Linked DNA regions of Homo sapiens: all the other regions are linked to region 3. Evidence: chromatin contacts called from ENCODE Hi-C or POLR2A ChIA-PET data. All regions are on one chromosome and are shown on one strand. Each heading gives the region's core, a stretch centred on a gene start or an enhancer-like site at or near the end of the contact. The rest is flanking DNA. Distances are from core to core; before and after follow the strand shown.

Evidence for each region. Hi-C counts contacts between places; a loop is a spot of excess contacts on that map. ChIA-PET counts read pairs that join two places held with the same protein, here RNA polymerase II (POLR2A). Pooled maps may share reads with other maps.
Region 1: a loop to region 3 is called in a pooled map, with 4 times the contacts of the local background. The contact joins the enhancer-like site here to the promoter of CENPU in region 3. A Hi-C loop is called at or near these places in 5 of 50 pooled maps. POLR2A ChIA-PET finds 5 or more read pairs at or near these places in 6 of 52 experiments (Caco-2, activated CD4-positive, alpha-beta T cell, activated CD4-positive, alpha-beta memory T cell and 2 more).
Region 2: a pooled map of gastrocnemius medialis shows a loop between it and region 3 (2.6-fold over the local background). The contact joins the enhancer-like site here to the promoter of CENPU in region 3. A Hi-C loop is called at or near these places in 1 of 168 maps with a recorded cell type or tissue (Right ventricle myocardium inferior), 1 of 37 single-sample maps with no recorded cell type and 7 of 50 pooled maps. POLR2A ChIA-PET finds 5 or more read pairs at or near these places in 4 of 52 experiments (HEK293T, WTC11 and naive thymus-derived CD4-positive, alpha-beta T cell).
Region 4: a loop to region 3 is called in a map with no recorded cell type, with 6 times the contacts of the local background. The contact joins the promoter of LINC02363 here to the promoter of CENPU in region 3. A Hi-C loop is called at or near these places in 7 of 37 single-sample maps with no recorded cell type and 9 of 50 pooled maps. POLR2A ChIA-PET finds 5 or more read pairs at or near these places in 5 of 52 experiments (HepG2, OCI-LY7, WTC11 and 1 more).

What each region holds. Positions count from the first base shown.
Region 1 is chr4:184,228,843-184,231,542 of GRCh38, reverse strand. No RefSeq gene overlaps it. Among named protein-coding and RNA genes, the nearest start is that of ENPP6, 12 kb to the right of the region's middle. Within about 2 kb of position 1,327, at least 3 of the 41 ENCODE cell types and tissues checked have a DNase peak (open chromatin) inside an H3K27ac peak, as active enhancers do.
Region 2 is chr4:185,110,985-185,113,684 of GRCh38, reverse strand. No RefSeq gene overlaps it. Among named protein-coding and RNA genes, the nearest start is that of SLC25A4, 31 kb to the left of the region's middle. Within about 2 kb of position 1,409, at least 9 of the 41 ENCODE cell types and tissues checked have a DNase peak (open chromatin) inside an H3K27ac peak, as active enhancers do.
Region 3 is chr4:184,732,646-184,735,345 of GRCh38, reverse strand. It overlaps CENPU (centromere protein U), which reads left to right and starts at 1,250. Exons shown (of 13, transcript NM_024629.4): 1 at 1,250-1,330. The coding sequence starts at 1,284. RefSeq lists a silencer at 1,244-1,303 and enhancers at 1,674-1,793, 944-1,810.
Region 4 is chr4:184,352,663-184,355,362 of GRCh38, reverse strand. It overlaps LINC02363 (long intergenic non-protein coding RNA 2363), which reads left to right and starts at 1,386. Exons shown (of 3, transcript NR_040108.1): 1 at 1,386-2,050. RefSeq lists an enhancer at 1,316-1,385.

The sequences.
Region 1 (2,700 bases), core at 78-2,577, 500 kb after region 3:
TTCTGTTTTCCTGTTCATATGGTGGTAGCTTGTGGCAACAGTATAAAAACATTTTACAATTCACTGGCTTTCAGCTTTGGAATTATGTAGTGTTTTATTTTTTCTGGGGTATTTGAATTCAAAATTTGCTTATACAGTGATTTTATTATAATTTTTGTGACACTATTTTAAGGAAATAACAGTGCATAAATGCAAGCACATTTAATTCTAGATATCAATGTTTTCATCTATAAACAGAGAAAAGTGAGAATGGCCCTACCTATTTGTATTGAGGTTCAAAAAAAATGAAAGAGCTTTGAAAACTATATACATGATTTCTCTAATGGAAAGATTTCCCTAATGGAAAGATTTCCTTATTTTTGCATATTGGAAACAATGCTTAGAATAAAAAAGACTTCCTTTTTTTTTTTTTCTTAAGATGGAGTCTTGCTCTGTCACCCAGGCTGGAATGCAGTGGCATGATCTCGGCTCACTGCAACCTCTGCCTCCTGGGTTCAAGCGGTTCTCCAGCCTCAGCCTCCCCAGTAGCTGGGACTACAGGTGCGTGCCACCACATCCAGCTAATTTTTTTCTTTTTAGTAGAAACCAGGTTTCACCATCTTGACCAGGCTGGTCTCAAACTCCTGACCTCAGGTGATCCACCCGCCTTGGCCTCCCAAAGTGCTGGGATTACAGGCATGAGCCACCATGCCCAGCTGGGACTTTTGTTTTTTAAAAGCAATTTATACTCGGAGGTGGAATTATTTTCTCTCACAAATGCCCAGGTTTGGGACCCACAGGATGGAAGGCAGGAGGGCTGAGCATTTGTGTATCTGGAAACCTCACCTCCTCCTGGGGGCTAAGGGCAGGGTTTAGTGATTTGCTGTGCCGAGCAGTGCGGTCTGTCTCCTCATCCAGGAGCTGCAGTGAAATGGCCCCACATTGCCCTCTCTGAGAAGGACTAGGGGACATTCTTTGCAATGAATGGGCCTATGTAGTCCCTCCAGTATCTGGGCGGGTAGAGTCCAGGGAGAGAAGGTGGAAGCTGACAACGGGCCCACATCTCTCAGATCCAGTGCTGCTTTCTGGGCTTTCTGGCTGGCCGGGGGCTGGCAGGGAGAGAGGGGCTCTGCGGTTTCGTGCCCAAACCCAGCATCTTCTGGGGACCTCACCCGTTCCTTCCCCGAATTGTGCTCCAGGTCTTAGTTACAGGAAGAAGCATTCAGCAGTCTGAGACTCTCTAAGTTCCTGCCCCCAGGAAACAGTGGTTACGGAAGCGGAGTTATTGCGTAGCTCCCTGGTCCTAGCCACGGTGCTGGAGGCTTGGCTTCCAGCCAAGCAAGAGTCCCACAGGGTTGAAGCCACCACAGAGAGGCTGCCCCGTGCGATCCAGAGATCATAGACTGGGTTGTTAGGGACTCTCTTTTCCTCCTTTCTTCCTTTGATCATACGTACTTGAAGCAACTCGTGAATTTGTTTCCCTTCTGAAGAATACATCTTCCAAGAGAATGTTCATTGTGTGTGTGTGTATGTGTGTGTGTGTGTGTGTGTGTGTGAGAGAGAGAGAGAGAGAGAGAGACAAAGAGAGTAAAGGGGTCTTGAAGGCTTGAGAACATTTTCATCAGACCCCTCAAATTTTCATGACAGTTTTAAGGCTAGCTTAATTCTTGTTCTTGTGTATACTATCTGCTTTTTATCTCTGGAAGCTTTTAAAATGTTCTTTGTGGCTTGCTGTCTTCAGTACTGAGGGGAGGGTTTCACTAGTCCTCCACTGGTTCTCCATCTATCATGCAATTCACAGAACAATTGATAGAACAAGCAGACTGCCCTTACAATCACCCCACTTCCCCCCAAATTCTAGGTGATCCCCCATCCCAGTGTGCCCGGGAGTGATGGCTTTCCTGGGACATGGGACTTTCAGTGCTATTACCAGGAAACTCTTAGGCAGATCAGAACAAGTTGGTCACCCCACCATACTACTTTTCTCCACTGGGCACCAGAGACCCTGATCCACTTAACAGATTCATTTATTCAACAAGTGCTTAGGGAGCCTTATTTTGTTCCAGGCTCTTGGAATACACAGTGAATAAAACAAAGATCTTTGCCCTCACTGAGCTAACATTAGAGCCAGAGGTAAGTGGACACAGACCATAAACAATAACCATAATAAAGAAGTCATCTATATAGTGTATTAAAAGGTGATAAACCTATTAAATATTACAAACCATAAAAAGCATTATAAGCTTTTCAGGATGTGCGGTTGCAACTTTAGATGGGATTAGACCTCATTGAGAAGATGACATGTAAACAAGGACTTGAAGAAAGTGAGGGAGCTATGTGGATGCGGGGGGAAGAGCATTCCCAGGTAGAGGAAATAGCCAGTGCAAAGGCCCAGAGGCAGAGAATATCTGGCTTGAGCTACTGTCAACAAGGAGGTTATTGCAAGTGGGACACACGCATGATTGAGATTAGTAGGAAAGGAGGTCAGTGTAATGGGAGGCAAGGTAGTATAGGGCTGGTTGACCACAATGAACACTCGGTTTTTTTTCTTTTCTTTTTTTTTTTAGACGGAGTCTCGCTCTGTCGCCCAGGCTGGAGTGCAGTGGCGCAATCTTGGCTCACTGCAACCTCTGACTCCTTGGTTCAAGCGATTCTCCTGCCTCAGCCTCCCGAGTAGCTGGGATTACAGGCATGCGCCACCAAGCCCAGCTGAAACACCCT
Region 2 (2,700 bases), core at 160-2,659, 380 kb before region 3:
AATAACCATATTTTATTTCACATTAATTAACTCTATCCAAATGTATTTATTTATAGAGACAAGGTCTCACTATGTTGCCCAGGCTGGTCTTGACCTCCTGGCCTCAAGCAATCCTCCTACTTCAGTCTCCCAAAGTGCTGGGATTACAGGCATGAGTCACCATGCCTGGCCTTAATTATCTCTTCAAAGACTCTATATTCAAATACAGTTACATTCTGAGGTGCTGGGGGCTAGAACTTCAACATATGAATGTTGAGGGAATACAATTTAGCCCACTCACACTTGTCAACACTTGGGCTTATCAGTCTTAATAATTTTTATCTGTGAAAGTTGACGGACTCAAAATTGGAGTCACTTGTGTTAAAAATCCTGACAAATAGGGCTGGGGAAGACCATGGAAGGGAGGTCTCTCACAAATGCCCAGGTGTTTGAGACGAGCCTGGGTGACATAGGGAGACCCTGTTTACAAAAACAAAATAAAACCACCTCCCACTCCCCAAACTTTGTCAACTAGCAATGGCTGTTTGCTCTCTCTCTGTGGTTGAAAAGAAAGATTTTCTTTCAGTCCTGAAGAAGTTGGCCTGGCAGCTGAAAGAATATTTTGATGATTTCCTGAAGAGAGGAAACCTTATAAACAGTCCAACTGGCATTAGTTATTTGGATTTCCTGAGAAACTTCCAGGGTCACAGCAATGACAGGGATCATGTACCATATTCTCTCAATGCCCACACACAGGTTACTGCCTGCCCCTCTAGACTGGGAATGCCATTCTTCTAATCCACTGAGTCCTACCAGTCCCAGTGAGAAATGTTCAGGGAGGCTCAGCTCCTTCGATTCCTTCCGTGTGTGGTGCTGTCTTCCCGGAGACCCTATGCTAACGGACAAGGGGTATCCTGGTCCACGGATGGTCCATGAGCAGTCGACCTCTAGGAACAAAAGTGCTATAGGAATGAAATTACTCCATGTTGTTACCAAAATTATTGGTATTATTGTTAAAATTCCTTTTTTTAAAAAATTTTGAGACAGTCTGGCTTTGTCACCCAGGCTGCAGTGCAGTGGCAATGTTAGCTCATTGAAACCTCCAATTTCCAGATTCAAGCGATTCTCCTGCCTCAGCCTCCCGAGTAGGTAGGATTACAGATGTGTGCCACCAGACCTGGCTAATTTTTGTATTTTTAGTAGAGATGGGGGTTTTGCCATTCTGGCCAGGCTGGTCTCGAACTCCTGGCCTCAGGTGATCTGCCCACCTTAGCCTCTCAAAGTGCTGGGATTACAGGCATGAGCCACCAGGCCTGACCTGAAATCACTTTCATGTAAGAACCAGTCTGCTTTCCCTAGCTGAGGAGGTTACTGCTGTGTATAGGAGGAGAGGTACTGATTCAGTATGACTCATTTCCCCTGGACAGCTCCTTCATTTTCCCCAGTGCCACACTGTATTTTTAGCTTTGGCCTTCTACAGCGCTTGACCTTTTGCCTGGATAGAACAATGTGCTATGTAGTGCAAACCCACAGCCTTCCCTGCCCCATGCAACATAGGGGATGAATATATTAGATTATGCCTTCTTTGGCAGATCTGCAATTTAGGTAGGACAAAGCAATACTGCTTATACACACACACACACACACACACACACACACACACACTCCTTTGGTAACATTGCCGCCACCTCTTCTGCCATCTGATGCAAGAGATTAGTATAATCTTAATATTTATGAAAATATTTATAAAATGTGGACAAGAATCCTTGTACCAAAATATTAATTCTACTCATTCTAGACTAAGAAACAGAAACAACCTTTAAAAATAGAAGAGTAGTTAAATAAATCATGGATTATCCATACAATGAAATGCCAAGCAGGTATTAAAAATGATTACAATGAATTTTTAATGAAATGGGAAAACCCTAAATATGAAATATTAAGTAAAAAGTCTTAAGCCAAAAACTATAAATACAACATTATTAACAACAGGCTATGCCCGTGCTTGTCTCACCGAGCCCACTGTCACAGCCTCAACCAGCAGTGAGCCCCTTCAATCCATCCTCCACATTGAAGCCAGAGAGGTCTTCTTAAATTGAATCTAACCTTGTCCACTCTACACTCAGGCTCTCTAGTGACTCTCCTACTGATGTTCAGACTCATTGACATGGGTTCCAGGGTAGCAGAGGGCTCTGGAACCCATGTCAAGGAGCCTACCCGCAGGAAGATGTTCAGGCTCACTGACATGGGTTCCAGAGCCCTCTGCTATCCTGGTCCTGGCACCGCCTCAGCATATGTGGGTGTCCTATTCCCCCATCTTAAGCAGCGTGCTTTATATTGCCTAGACTTTTGCACATGTTCCGAACAGAAAGTCCGTGCCTTCTTTTTGTCTTCATATCTTCTTCTCAGGTGGTCCGAGTGCAGTCACAACCAGTTAAGGATTTCTTTGTTCCTTCTCCACTCCCACTGCTTCACTTGACTAGCCGAAAAAAACAAAAAAAAGACATCTTCTTCTCATCCTTCAAATCTCAGATTAGCCCTCATTTCCTCAGGAATGCTTTCCTCATCTCCACCAGGATCTCCTCACCCCTTCTCCATGCTTTTATTCCTCTCTGCGTGTCCCCTTACAGTAGAACCTATTGCCTATTTTTTTTTTTTTTTGGGGGGACAGAGTCTTGTTCTGTCACCCAGGCTGGAGTGCAGTGGCATGATCTCAGCGCA
Region 3 (2,700 bases), core at 1-2,500:
AGCAAAACTCCAACTCAAAAAAAAAAAAAAAAAAAAAAAAAGAACTTACTCATGTAACCAAATAGCACCTGCACCCCAATAATTTATGGAAAAATAAAATAAATAAAAAATAAAAGCAATAGCTTTAGTAAGAAAGGGCACTTGCAGCATACCTACCAAATATCATATAAAGTTTAGAAACATACAATAATCAATACATTATTTGGGGCTATATCAAGGTAGAAAACCACAGGAATGATACACATAAAATCAGAAGAGTGGTTATTCTTTGGAGGAGGAGGATACCATTCAGAGGGGTACCCAAGAGTTATATATAAAAATGATCCATATCCCCATGTAGTGCTGGTTACACGGATGTTTGTTTTTATCTTTACATTACACGTTATATTCTTTCATATGCATGAAACGTAATATTTTTGTCGTAGTAAAATATACATAACAAAATTTAGCATTTTAACCGTTTTTAACTTTACAGTATTGTGGCATTAAGTACCTTCACCTTGTGCATCCATCCACCACTATTTCCAGAACGTTTTCATCATCCCAAACTGCTTTTGGTATCATATCCAAGAAATCATACCAAGTCCAATGTTATGAAGTTTTTGCTCTGTTTTCTTCTAAGAGTTTTAATTTTAGCCTTTATAGTTAGGTCTTTGATTCATTTTGCGTTAATTTTTATACGCGGTGTAAGGTAAGGGTTCAATTACATTCTTCTGCATTACACATTTTTAAACACAAACAAAATAAAAGAACAAAAGGAACCCTGTCCATTTACAAATGAAGGTATTGGGATAGCGGTAAAGTAACATGCTAAGCTCAGACAGCTGATAAAGGCAGCAGGGGCTGGAAGCCAAATCCTGTAGGCCTGGAAAGACGACTGCGGCCTCAGCGACAACAGCTGCGAACACGGGTCTCCACCCACCCTCTTACCTGCCCACGACTCAGGGACACTAGCTCCTCCCCTTTCCCCACCCCACAAGGGGCCGTCCCACGTGGCTCCCGGGCTTTCTGGCGCCGGAAAACTGGCGATGCGGGTGGGCGCGAAAGCCCGGAAAACTTTGGCATGTTTTGGACCGTAGGTAACTGGTTGTGCGGCATGGACTCCAGCTCCGTTGCGCTGTAATAACCAGACCCAGTTTTCCCTCACGCTCCAGGCCAGGGAGGAGCCCGGGGGCCGCTCAGGAAGTCCTGCGCACGCGCGCGTGCTCGGCCCGGATTGGCTGTTCGGAGCGGCGAGGGGCTTGGCGGGAGCTTCCAGTCGCTCGAGAGCGGAGAGCGGCACCATGGCCCCGCGGGGGCGGCGGCGGCCGCGGCCTCACAGGTCTGAGGGGTAAGTACTGCCGACCCTCGGGAGCGCGGGGCCGGAGACCAGCTTGAACTGCTTCCTCGCCTGCCGTGGTTTGCGCCTCCCGGCGCTGTTGGTGCTCCACTGTGGAGGTCGCCCGAGTGGCCAATCGCCCGGGTCCCCGGCTTCCTCCTCAGTCTAGTGGGGATAACAGTGATCCCACCTGCACGGGCCTGTCGGGGCCTAACACTGCCTGGCGGGTGGGAGAGACGTCAGCCAGTGTCGTGTCGTTTTGTGGGGAGGGGGAGTGCCGTCCAAAGTAGTGAGTCTCAAAGTGCTAGCTTGAAAGCAAAATATTCAGCAAATACGTATTGCCTGCGGTTTGCCAGACTTTGTTAGTGGAGTTTTATTCTCTGACTGGGAATCAGTTTTCTTATTTTGAAGACCCTGGTGTTTTCTTACTGCAAACCACAGACCGTAAACTGGAGCATAAATCCGGCTGGGGGACCGAGCTGCCGCTTGCGGTTCTCCAGGATGGCTCGAGCGGTTTTTGTTTACCAAAGAAAGCGAGCGTTTGGTCGGTTGCAAAACGCGCTCTAGAATGCTGGTCGCTGATTCGTTGGCGAATGGCCATCCAAGGCCCGGCCTGGATCTGGCGGGAAGGGTCTCGGCTTGCTGCAGACGGTGCACAAAGCCATACGCCAAGACGATCTGAAGAGAACAGGAGTTCCCCCGGGCCTGGGAAGGCTGCCTGGAGGAGGAGGTGCTGGTAGATGCGGGGTTAGGGTGGAAAAGCTGGAGCAGGACACCGCAGGTGGGTGGGGAAACCGAGACCAGACTTCTGTGGCCAGTGGAGGAGAATGAAGACTCCCCCAGTGCAAAAAAGGATTAGAAGAGAATGTCAGCCTTCAATGTCAGCTGAAAAGAGTTTATCTGAAAGGCTAGTGGTTTTTGTTGTCTTTTTTTATTTTTATCTTTTAACATTTTTGGGTTTGAGACTCATGAAATCTGTTCATGCCTCCTCCCAAAACACACTTACGCACATACAACAGAATTTTTTTTTTTTTTTTTTTTTGAGACGGAGTCTCACTCTGTGGCCCAGGCTGGAGTGCAGTGGCGCAATCTCCGCCTCCCAGGTTCAAGCGATTTTCCTGCCTCAGACTCCAGAGGAGCTGGGATTACAGGCGCTCGCCCCCACGTCCAGCTAATTTTTGTATTTTTAGTAAAGACGGGGTTTCACCATGTTGGCCAGGATGGTCTTGATTTCCTCACCTCGTGATCCGCCCTCCTGGGGTTCCCAAAGCGCTGAGATTACAGGCATGAGCCACCGCGCCTGGCCCAGAAATTTTACCTGTGGGTTGTCACAGAGGTTTCTGTCTCTCAGAAGCCCCACCTTGACTCCAGCGTAAGGCAAG
Region 4 (2,700 bases), core at 137-2,636, 380 kb after region 3:
AGTCCTGTCCACTGTCAGCTGTGCAGTATGTGTGTGTGTGTGTGTGTGTGTTTCACCCAAAATGTGGCATGAAACAGACTTACATAAAAAACAACAGAAAGGCCTTTTTGCAGCACTGCTTGGAAACCCCCATCCTGCTTGATAAGCCTTCTTCGCTGTGTTGCCCCTGCAGGGGCCACTCCTGCCTAAGCTGGGTGGTGGTCCCCCACCTCACCTGTGGGCAGCTCATCCTGGAGGACACAGCATGGGTGAGGGGGTGCCTATTCTCAGTTGTCCCTAGGCACAAAAATTCTGCTACTTTTCTTTTTTAGGAAAGTGATTCCCTTCCAGAAAATATTTTTTTCTTGCTTCAAGTAGAATACTTTTTTTTTTTTTTTTTTAAATACAGGGTCTCACTGTGTCACCCCGGCTGGAGTGTAGTGGCACCATCACGGCTCACTGCAGCCTTGGCCTCCTCAGGCTCAAGTGATCCTCCTTTCTCAGCCTCCTGAGTAGCTGGGGCTATAGGTGAGCACAACCACTCTCAGTTAATTTTTGTATTTTTTGTAGAGATGGGGTTTTGCCGTGTTGCCCAGGCTGGTCTTGAACTCCTGGACTCAAGCGATCTACCCACTTCGACCTCACAAAATGAGGGCTTACAGGTGTGAGCCACTGCACCCGGCCAGCACTCTCAGAATTGATCCTTGTCATGTTCCTCTCACCCATCACTGTAGCTGAAGCCCTGGAGAAGCCACTGATTACCCTCTAATCGTCCTAGGTGTTGGTTTCTCTGTTAACATAATGTCTATAATCGGAACTCTTAACCAGGAAAACTTCCCAAACAATATAAATTCAGTGAAAATATGTGCACTGCTCATACCTGGTTCCCCCGGTACTGTTGCTGCATAAGAAGTCACCCCTTAATTTAGTGGTTTAAAAAGATCATCTTATTTATGCTCTCAGAGTCTGTGGGTTTGGAATTTATTTTATTTTATTTAATTAATTAATTAATTAATTATTTAAGATGGAGTCTCACTCTGTCACCCAGGCTGGAGTGCAATGGCACGATCTCCGCTCACTGCAACCTCTGCCTCCTGGGTTCAAGCGATTTTCCTGCCTCAGCCTCTTGAGTAGCTGAGATTACAGGCAAGTGCCACCATGCCCGGCTAATTTTTTTCTATTTTTAGTAGAGACGGGGTTTCACCATATTGGTCAGGCTGGTCTTGCACTCTTGACCTCGTGATCCGCCTGCCTCAGCCTCCCAAAGTGCTGGGATTACAGGCATGAGCCACCACACCTGGCGGGTTTGGAATTTAGACAGCAGGAGTGGCTTGTCTCTGCTGCATGACAGCTGGGGCTGTGACCACTGTGGGTAACGCAGCAGCTGGGGTGTATTATGGTCTAACGGCTCCTTTCCTTATATGTCTAACCCTGGCCTGGAGCACTGGAGGATGAGGTCCGCTGACTGCAGCGTCCATCCTGGTCCTCCCCAGGCACTGTGGCCTCCCTCACAGCATGGCTGCCTTGGGTACTCGGACTTCACGTGGAAGGCCAGGGCTCCGAGAGCAAATGCCCCAGCAAGACAGAAGCTCAGCCGCCTTTGATGACCTAGAAGCTAGGCAGCATCCATTGTACTGCCTTCTATGGGTTGTGAGTGAGTCCCAAACCTGCCTTGACTCAAGGAAACGGAATTAGGCTCTACGTCTTGACTAGGTAGTGGCGAAGTTCTGGAAGCACATGAGTAGGAGATACTGTGACGGTTTCATCTTTGGAAAATACCATCTAGCACACCTGAATCTGCTTTCAGGGGGTGTAAGGGGATTTCCATGGCAAAATTTGAAGCCACATGTGGTCACTGCTTTGTACTGAGGAAACAAAGTGCTCTGGGCATCCAGAAAGGGGGTACGTTTTTTCTTACTGGGATAAATCTGGCTGCATTTTAGCTAATCCTGGAAAATTGATCGACAAAAGCAAAGGACCAAGAAAGCTGCTTATATCAGTGTCTCCTCCACCCTCAGCCTCCAGTAGCATCCCTACGTTTTACAATTTTATTTATGTCACTTTAAATAAGGTAAGCTCTCCTTTGCTGTTCTGGTGTATTTAGACATACACGTATTTTGCTGTCTTGGGTTCTCGTGATAATACTCTTACATCTTTGCACGCTTCATTTTGACCCCTTCCTACTACTTTGATTTTCCCATGACTTTATTCAAAATTTGGAGAGAATAACCCACTCGGCTCTCTTCTCCCTGGTTGCTTTCTCCACTCATTCTAGCTACCTCTGCTCCATAAAATTATGCTCAATCAAGTATCACATTATTTTTATCTTTAGTTGTATGTGTCGTTCCTGTGTCAAAGAGCTTACCCTGTGGGTGCTGTCCAGCCATCTTGAACATTTTGCAAGGCAAATTTATTTATTTATTTATTTATTTTGAGACATGGTCTCACTGTGTCACCCAGGCTGGAGTGCAGTGGTGTGATCATGGCTCACTGCAGCCTCTAACTTCTGGGCTCAAGCAATCCTCCCACCTTAGCCTCCCAAGTAGCCGGGACTTCAGGCAGGCACCGCCATGCCCAGCTAAGTTTTTAAATTTTTTTCTAGAGACGAGGTCTCACTATGCTGCCCAGGGTGGTCTTGGGCTTCTGGGCTCAAGTAATCCTCTTGCTCTGGCCTCTTAAAATGCTGGGATTACAGGCGAGGGCCACCGTGCCCGACCTGGC